3 separate regions of the Homo sapiens genome follow, and all the other regions are linked to region 2. Evidence: chromatin contacts called from ENCODE Hi-C or POLR2A ChIA-PET data. All regions are on one chromosome and are shown on one strand. Each heading gives the region's core, a stretch centred on a gene start or an enhancer-like site at or near the end of the contact. The rest is flanking DNA. Distances are from core to core; before and after follow the strand shown.

Evidence for each region. A loop is a pair of places that touch in the nucleus more often than their neighbours do. ChIA-PET counts read pairs that join two places held with the same protein, here RNA polymerase II (POLR2A). Pooled maps may share reads with other maps.
Region 1: a map of CD8-positive, alpha-beta T cell shows a loop between it and region 2 (11-fold over the local background). The contact joins the promoter of METTL2B here to the promoter of ZNF800 in region 2. A Hi-C loop is called at or near these places in 1 of 168 maps with a recorded cell type or tissue (CD8-positive, alpha-beta T cell) and 5 of 50 pooled maps. POLR2A ChIA-PET finds 5 or more read pairs at or near these places in 1 of 52 experiments (naive thymus-derived CD8-positive, alpha-beta T cell).
Region 3: a loop to region 2 is called in a pooled map, with 21 times the contacts of the local background. The contact joins the promoter of AHCYL2 here to the promoter of ZNF800 in region 2. A Hi-C loop is called at or near these places in 9 of 50 pooled maps. POLR2A ChIA-PET finds 5 or more read pairs at or near these places in 2 of 52 experiments (K562 and T-cell).

Annotation. Positions count from the first base shown.
Region 1 is chr7:128,475,493-128,478,192 of GRCh38, forward strand. It overlaps METTL2B (methyltransferase 2B, tRNA N3-cytidine), which reads left to right and starts at 1,256. Exons shown (of 9, transcript NM_018396.3): 1 at 1,256-1,383; 2 at 1,590-1,681. The coding sequence starts at 1,274. RefSeq lists enhancers at 1,093-1,142, 1,363-1,532.
Region 2 is chr7:127,391,279-127,393,978 of GRCh38, forward strand. ZNF800 (zinc finger protein 800) reads right to left here and starts at 1,430. Exons shown (of 6, transcript NM_176814.5): 1 at 782-1,430; 2 at 219-337. The coding sequence starts at 279. RefSeq lists silencers at 590-989, 1,390-1,789 and enhancers at 885-1,385, 1,230-1,359, 2,100-2,229.
Region 3 is chr7:129,223,679-129,226,378 of GRCh38, forward strand. AHCYL2 (adenosylhomocysteinase like 2) reads left to right here and starts at 1,352. Exons shown (of 17, transcript NM_015328.4): 1 at 1,352-1,761. The coding sequence starts at 1,399. RefSeq lists an enhancer at 856-965 and silencers at 1,246-1,315, 1,436-1,685.

The DNA.
Region 1 (2,700 bases), core at 6-2,505, 1.1 Mb after region 2:
TTTGGGAGACCGAGGTGGGCAGATCATTTGAGGTCAGGAGTTCAGGACCAGCCCAGGCAACATGGTGAAACCCCATCTCTACTAAAAATACAAAAATTAGCCGAGTGTGGTAGCGCGCACCTGTAATCCCGGCTACTCAGGAGGCTGAGGCAGGAGAATCACCTGAGCCCAGGACATGGAGGTTATAACGAGCTGAGATCCAGCTACTGCACTCCAGCCTGGGAAACAGAGCAAGACTCCGTCTCAAAAAAAAAAAAAAAAAAGTACTAATTACCAATGTGCTATGTCTAGCACTGCACTAACCCTTTCCTTTTTTAAAAAAATTCATCTTTCCCTTTATTCTGACATTATGACATTAAATAAAGTCCAAGAGATATTGGGCTGGTCCTTGTTTGGTCTCTGCCCTTTCCTTCTTTTCCAAGTGGTATTCATCATGCTTCTCTTGGAAGTCTTCTCAAATAACCTTATGTCTATAACATACTTTCTTCTAGATTCTTTTGAGAGTCTATTTGTATTAGATCTAGAAATAGAAATGTAAGGCTGAAATGTATTACTATGACAAACTGTATGTGTGTATTACAATCTTAATTGTGCTAATAAGGATAATTATAATAAATATAATATGGATGATTCAAAAAGGTTAGATGGTTATAATTAAAAAAAAATTGTCCTTGGATATTCCATTTGATTTGCTAAGCCTCGTGTTCTCTAATTTCATATATCCATCTCCCCCACCCCAACCAAAATATATATACACACTGTGTATACATATACACCCACACTATGAAGAGCTGACTATAGAAGCTGGAAATTGCCCTGTTTCTTTCCGCTGCTTGCTACCTTCTTCAGTTCTGGACATCGGCTCCGCAGTGGAACTAGGTAGCCTCAACTCTTATAATGATTCAAGATTATTCCTGTTTTACAACTTGAGGGAAGCTGGGGAACCTGTTAAGAGGATCCCAGCAATGAACTGGGCCTCAAGTGGAATGTCTCCCACTTTCTGCCTAACCTGCACGTCCATCAGCACCTCATCAATGAGATACGACTCCTCCGGGGAGAATTTCCCCCTGCCTGGTCCCCTTCCCTAGAGAGCCCTTCGCCAACCCTGGGAAAGCCCCAAACGACAGCTCCCGAGCGCCACCCGGACCAGACTCCAGGACCGCCCTGTCCCGCCACCCTTTTTCCCGCCCAGACTCCACGTCTTCTGAAAGAGGGCGTGGCCCGCAGGAAGTTCTCGCGTTACGGAAAGTGAAGTGTTTCCGGCTCCGGTGTCATGGCCGGCTCCTACCCTGAAGGTGCACCTGCAATCCTCGCCGATAAGAGGCAGCAGTTCGGAAGCCGGTTCCTGAGCGATCCGGCGCGCGTCTTCCACCACAATGCCTGGTAATCACCCTGCCCCCTCGCCCGGCCTGTCGCTGGCCGTCTGTCCCGCCGCCTCGGAGCATTCCGAAAAGCCCCTGACCGCCGGCCACGAGTCAAGCTGCCCTACCCGAGGCACTCTCCAAGGGGAGAGAAACTCCTAGGCCAGCGACTCACCCTGCTCGCAGCCAGGACGTGAAGCCCCTAAGCTGCCCGTTTGATTTTCTCAGGGACAATGTGGAGTGGTCGGAAGAGCAAGCCGCGGCGGCGGAGAGAAAAGTCCAGGAGAACAGTATCCAGCGGGTGTGCCAGGAGAAACAAGGTGCGCTTAAATGGGCTCTCGTTGGTATCAACAGCCAGCGTACTGCCGAACGCGCCCTCCCGGAGAGGCCAGGGAACCGCGGCCGCCCACATCCTTTATTCCTGGCCTGATGCGGATCTCAGGAGTAGAGCAGGACAGGGAGGGGATGAGCAAGGAGGGAAAAGGGCTGCATTGTAACAAAATCTTAAGTCGTAGAGGGTTTTTTTAATATATAGTTTTACTTTGGAGGAGGGTAATTTTGTCTTTAATTATGTTGAGTAGATCCACGTTGATATGGCTAGCCAATGACAACTGTGTGGTCACGCGATCATCTTAGAACCTGTACTTTTTACATGATTTGCATTTTCCATGAGGAGATGTTTCCATTGAAGCTTCATTTAAGTGATTAGATTCTAAATATTGTTGGGAGGGGGGCTAATGACTGGTGACTGTGTGTCTATTACTTGTGTGATGGTTATGAGAATTTAGGGCTTCAGTCAAGGAAAGGTGGATGCAGCAGAGTGGAGATAAGTCTGGCCAAAGAAAAGGAGGCCCCTGCTTGAGAGGTTGATGATTTCACTGCAAAATATCCCTAGATAGTAAAACTAGGACTGATTGTTCCAGACAATTGAAGATAGCACTACAAATTTAGTACCTGCTGAAAGAGTTCTGTACAACAAAAAGGTTCCAGTTACAAAACATTCACCCTGCATAGTCTGACAGCAACTAGATCAAAGCAAGTTAATAGTTAAAAGGGATTTTGAAAATCATGTGGTTCAATATTCTCTTTTTATAGTTAAAGACACTTGGACCACAGGACATTAAGTGCTTTTCCCAGAGGTAAGCAGTCAGTAGTAGCAGTAGTGGAACTAAAATCCTGTTTCTTAGGGAGTCTTGGTTGATTCAGCAGGTGAGTTGTGAGTTGTTAACACACTTCTTAGTGGATTCCAACTTCCATTGTCACCGTCCTGCTCAATTTGTTAGGTTTTTATTCTTTCTACTACACTAGTCAAGGCCCCCTGAACTGGCAAGAGCAGTAA
Region 2 (2,700 bases), core at 180-2,679:
GATTTAAGGTGACACTTGCAGTACTTTTTTTTAAGGGATCAAGCAGGGGAGACCTCTTGTTTGTACAAGCTTTTAGCTTCATAACTGGCTTATGCTAGGGAATATCATAGCCTGCTTAAGAATGACTACTGGGGCAGGAGGAAAAAAAGCTAGAAAAAAAGAGAAGGCAGAGTGGCTCTGATGGAGGGCAAAGCAACTGCGGACGAAGAGGGGTCTACCTGGTTCACAGCATCCGTGATGATGGTGGTCAGTCTGACAGTATTTGTCCCTTAAAGGCATTTTCAGTGGACTCGACCTACTTTGCTTTCACTGTAAGAAGCTCTTCATTGCGGCGTGGCTGTTGAAAGAAGCACAAACCCGTCACTCGCCCTGAACTTCCTGGGGGGCACTGGCTGCATTTTCCAGATACGTTCCCATCATCAGCTCTCCGCTTTCCCTCCACGGACCCGCACCTCCCTCTCGAAAAGAAAACAGAAAGACGCACAAACCCTCCTGCAGCCCAAACTCCCCACACAGGTTCATCGCCCTACCCGGAAACGCAGCCTCGGGTGCGCAGCGCAGGGCGAAGGCCTGGCCGGCAGCGCGGGCGGCTGCGGCCTCGCCGTCCCGGGCGGGCGCGCGGAAACGGAGCGCAGAGCGCGGCGGGCACCGCCGGGCTCCGGGACTACGGAGGTGCCGCTCCCGCCGGCTGCTGGCCCACGCCGCGCCCTCCCGCTACGCACGTGCGTTGGGGTCTCCCTGGCGGAGACCCCGTCCCCACAACCAAGTGCGCCCAACTTACTCAACTCTTAGGGCGGGCCGGCGGGCGGGCGGAAGGAAGGAAGGCAGGCCGGGCGGCCGCGGGGACAGCCTGGCGTGGGAGGCGGCTGCGGGCCCCACCTGGCGCAGCCTCCGCTGACCACGCGGGGGAACCCGGACTCGGGCCCGACGCGCTCCCAAAGAGTCCCCGCCGGCGCTGACGCGGAAGCGCCACAGCTCACCACGTCCCTCCGCGGGCCGAGACGACTGCGGCGGCGGCTCACGGCGTCCTCCGCGCTGTGTGGCTAGGCGGGAGGCGCGCGGGCGGAGGCAGTTGACAGGAGGAACCGCCCGGCAGCAGCTGCCGCCGCCACCACCGAAGGAGCCGGAACCGGAGCGGGCAGGACCTGAGGCTTCCCTCGCCGGGGCAACGGCTGCCGCCGCAACCCGGGTCCCACCAGCGCCGCTCCACCTGCAACGGTCCCTCAGGCTTTAGGAGAGGGGCGGAGAAAAATGGGGGTCTCCCCCAACCTTGGGCCTTTTCGGTGGTAGTTGTTGTTTCAGGAAACTTTATTAAGTCAGCCTCTCTTTTACTCTGTCGCCCCCTCCTCCGGAGAGCCCGAGCTACCGCCGCGGAGCGCGTAGGAAGGGGGAAGCAGAGACTCTCCGGCAGCGACAGGGAGCGACTGACTGACCCCGGACGGAGATGGGGCGAGGGCAGGAAGTGACAAGCTCACCGAGTGGGTGGGGGGAGTGTGGCCGGCACGCCCGGGAGCGCCGCGCGCATGCGCCCGGCCGGCGCCCCCGCCTGTGGGTAGGCGACGCGCTGTGCCCGCCGCGGCCGGTGGGGAGGGGACCGGGGCCGCCGGCGCGAGGGCCGTGTCCGAGGGGAGGGAACCGGGGCGGGGGACACCAGGGCCGCGGCCGGAGTCTCGGGCCGACCGAGAGCCGAAGCCCAAAGTGAGGTGTGAGGCCCGCGATGCGGCGTGCGCGCCCACGGAGACGGGCTGCTCGGCCACCAAACTGTTGCTCTCGCTGTTCTCTGTTCAGTGGAACTGAAACTCGGGGAGGGTTGGGAGAGGACTTAGGAAGCGGTGGGCAGATGTATGAGCCATAAGTAGTGATGATCCCCAAAAGGCTGTCAGTGCATTGCTAAATGGCAAAAGTTGAACATTTTTTTCCTGCCAACAATTTTCGAAGCATGCCTCCCGGAACTTGGGGATTCTTTTATCAGGCCCAAGGGAGGGAAAGCATCTATTGGTAGCAGATGGGTATTTATCCTGGCAGCTCCGCTTCTCAAACTTGAAAGTGGAGTTGGGTCACGTGGGCTCACGCACTTTCCCTCCTCTTCTGCGCCCCGATCCTGCTTGGAAAATCCTCGAAGATCCCAGTCATCTGTCAAATTCTGCCAACCAAGGGCCGCTTCTTGGGGGCGAGAGAGCCGCCTCCGTTGTTTCCTCCCAGCTCCTGGAACGTAATTCTTGCTCTTGGTGACATCAAGCAAATATGTGTCCACCGCCCGTCAGGAAATTTTAAGAGAATAAAGCCCATTCGCCTTGTCTCCGATCCTCCCCAAGATCCACTGAAAACCTTTCCAGTTGGTCCAACTTAAGCTGCCATTGTGCGGGGTCCTGAAAAAACTGAAGTTCAGTAGATAGACTTTGTTTAGAAGAGAAAAAGTTCAGTTTTCAAAATCCAAAGGAAAGTTTGTAAATTGATACATTTGTTACTTTAAAAATGTTGGGCCAGGCGCAGTGGCTGGTGTTTGTAATCCCAGCACTTCGGGAGGTCAAAGCGGGAGGATCGCTTAAGCCCAGGAGTTAGAGACCAGCCTGGCAACATGGCAAAACGCCCTCTCAACCAAATAAAAAAAAATTAGCCGGGCAGGATGGCGCGTGCCTGTGGTCCCAGCTACGGGAGAGGCGGGGGCGGGGGGCGGGATGGCTTGGGTCCAGGAGGTGA
Region 3 (2,700 bases), core at 102-2,601, 1.8 Mb after region 2:
TCCTTTTTTTCTGGGACGGCATCTCACTCCGTTGTCCAGGCTGGAGTGCCGTGGCATGATCTTGGCTCACTGCAGCCTCTGCCTCCCAGGTTCAAGCGATCCTCCTGCCTCAGCCTCCCAAGTAGCTGGGATTTCAGGTGCCCGCCACCACGCCTGGCTAATTTTTGTATTTTTAGTAGAGATGGGGTTTCACCATGTTGGCCAGGCTGGTCTTGAAGTCCTGATCTCAAGTGATCTGCCGGCCTTGGCCTCCCAAAGTGCTGGGATTACAGACGTCAACCACTATGCCCAGCTGGCAAACGATTTTCAAAGGCTGTAACAATTGCTCTATTTGTTGGACATTAGTTTTAGACAGTTTTTTGTTATTAAAAAGGACGCTGCGGTGCATGTCTTTTTGCTTACATCCTCTAAATGTAAAATTTAAAAATAATACAGAAAAGTACAAAGTAAAAATCACCTTAAATCCCATCACTTAGGAAATTAACTACTCATATTCACTATTCATATCCCTCTATGCTGATATATGTATCTGAATTTCAGATGATTGCCCTATTAGAATTATAGGTGAAAAGATTTGGCCTCGTTTAAGGCAACGTGTAATTCCTCAGCCTTGAATTTTGATCTAGTGATACCTAACTTCTTTGAGGAATGATCTTAGCTTCCAAACCCAGAATGTGACAGAAAGCGCCACAGCAAGCAAGGTCCTACTTTATCCCTTCTAAAAACAAAGCCACTGAAGTTTGGAAGGGTGTTGAGTTCTCAATATCACAAAGAAAAATAAAGCCACTTCCAGCCTGGAGCCGCCGCTTCTCCTTTAAATACTCGCTCACGTGATCGCAGACGGGCACGCGCGGAGGAACTTCACGCTGTCAGGACAACGAGCCATTCCTCTACCACTTCCCCTCCCCTAAGGCTTCTTGGCGTTCCCTCCCCGGAAGTCACAACTCCTCTGGAGACTTTCTCTTCCTCATCCCCTCCGTCGAGTCACCTATCCTCACTCCTTTCTGTTAGCTGCCGGCCCTAGCGCTCCCTCTCCTCGGCTGAATCTCACTTAGTGGAGGAAAGGCTGAAAGGACTACAACTCCCAGGGGACGCTGCGGGCCCCGCCCATGGGGCGCGCAGTGTAGGTCGGGGCCTGAGGTCCCACGGTCTTCTCGCCGCGTGCGGCCGGGAGCAAACGCACTACAGGTTCCGTGGCGCCTCGCGCGAGGCCAGACCGGGACGGGGCGGGGCGGGGCTGGAGGGGCCGGGACTGGCGGGCGGAGAAAGGGGGTGGGAGAGGAGGCGATGGAGGGGAGGAGTGGGGACATGGGGGAGGGAAGAGGAAGGGAGGTGGGAGGCGGGGCCGACCAAGAGCAGGAGCTGGAGTCTGAGCCGGTGGTTGCAGCGGAGGCGGTGATGTCGGTGCAGGTTGTGTCAGCCGCGGCTGCCGCCAAGGTGCCTGAGGTGGAGCTGAAGGACCTGAGCCCCTCCGAGGCGGAGTCGCAACTAGGACTGAGCACGGCCGCCGTGGGCGCCATGGCCCCCCCGGCGGGCGGTGGAGACCCTGAGGCTCCAGCTCCCGCCGCGGAGCGGCCCCCGGTCCCCGGCCCGGGCTCGGGGCCCGCCGCCGCTCTCAGCCCCGCCGCCGGGAAGGTGCCTCAGGCGTCGGCCATGAAGCGGAGCGACCCACATCACCAGCACCAGCGGCACCGCGACGGCGGCGAGGCCCTGGTCAGCCCCGACGGCACCGTCACCGAGGCGCCGCGCACAGTCAAGAAGGTACTGGGGCCGGGCTGCCTCTCTAGGAGAGGAAGGGAGGGGAGGGGAACTGCAGATCCTCTCGGCACGGCGGCACCACCCTCCACGCCCTCCTTTCTGATCGCAGGACCGGAGATACCCCTTGTCCCCTTAAACCCACTCTCTCAGAGATGCCCCCCAGCCGGCCCCTCGTGCTGGGAGCGGAGACTCCAGGAGGCACGGCCGTACTTCGCTCTGAATAACATGGAGGTAGCGCTCTCCCCTACTACTTGGAATAGGCAGCGGGAGGAGAGACACCTAATAGTACGTCCCGCGGCCCCAACACGCTCCCGGGTGTGATTTTCCAGCCTATCGGGGAAGAGACCTCGATAGTATAGAAAAACCTTACCGCTCACGGGAGTTCACACAGCAATAAGGATGAAAAGATCTTTAATACTTGGAGAACGAGTAAGGTGTAGTCACCTTGCATAGAAATCGTCAGAGTTGTCTGGTTTCCATACAGTTGATGACTTTCTGCCTTTCTGTGGCCAACCGTGGCCATACAGCAACACGATGCTGTGCCCTTCATTTCCAGCGACTGCGATATTCTCTCTTCCCTGAATATGTAAAAGGGTAATGGAGAGATTCTCCTCACTCTTTCGTGTTAAGAGCTTTGTCCTCCCTGCTGGGTATAGTTGGTCACCAGGATTATTAGGCTGTGTATGAAGAGAATGAATGTCTTATTGATTGCTTTATTATAATCTGAAAGTGATAGGAAGAAATGCTGCTACTTTTGGGAAAGACGATCTTTGTGGGGTTTTCGGTCTTAGGCGTCAGCTTCTTTCAGACAGTTTTGAGGAGGTCTCAGAATACCAAGAAGTAACTGCCTAGGTGGATGATAGCCCTGTATTACCCGTACATTGTCTATCCATAGTTGTCTGTCTCTCTCAAAGCTTGTCTTTCTTTCTCTCTTAAAGCTGA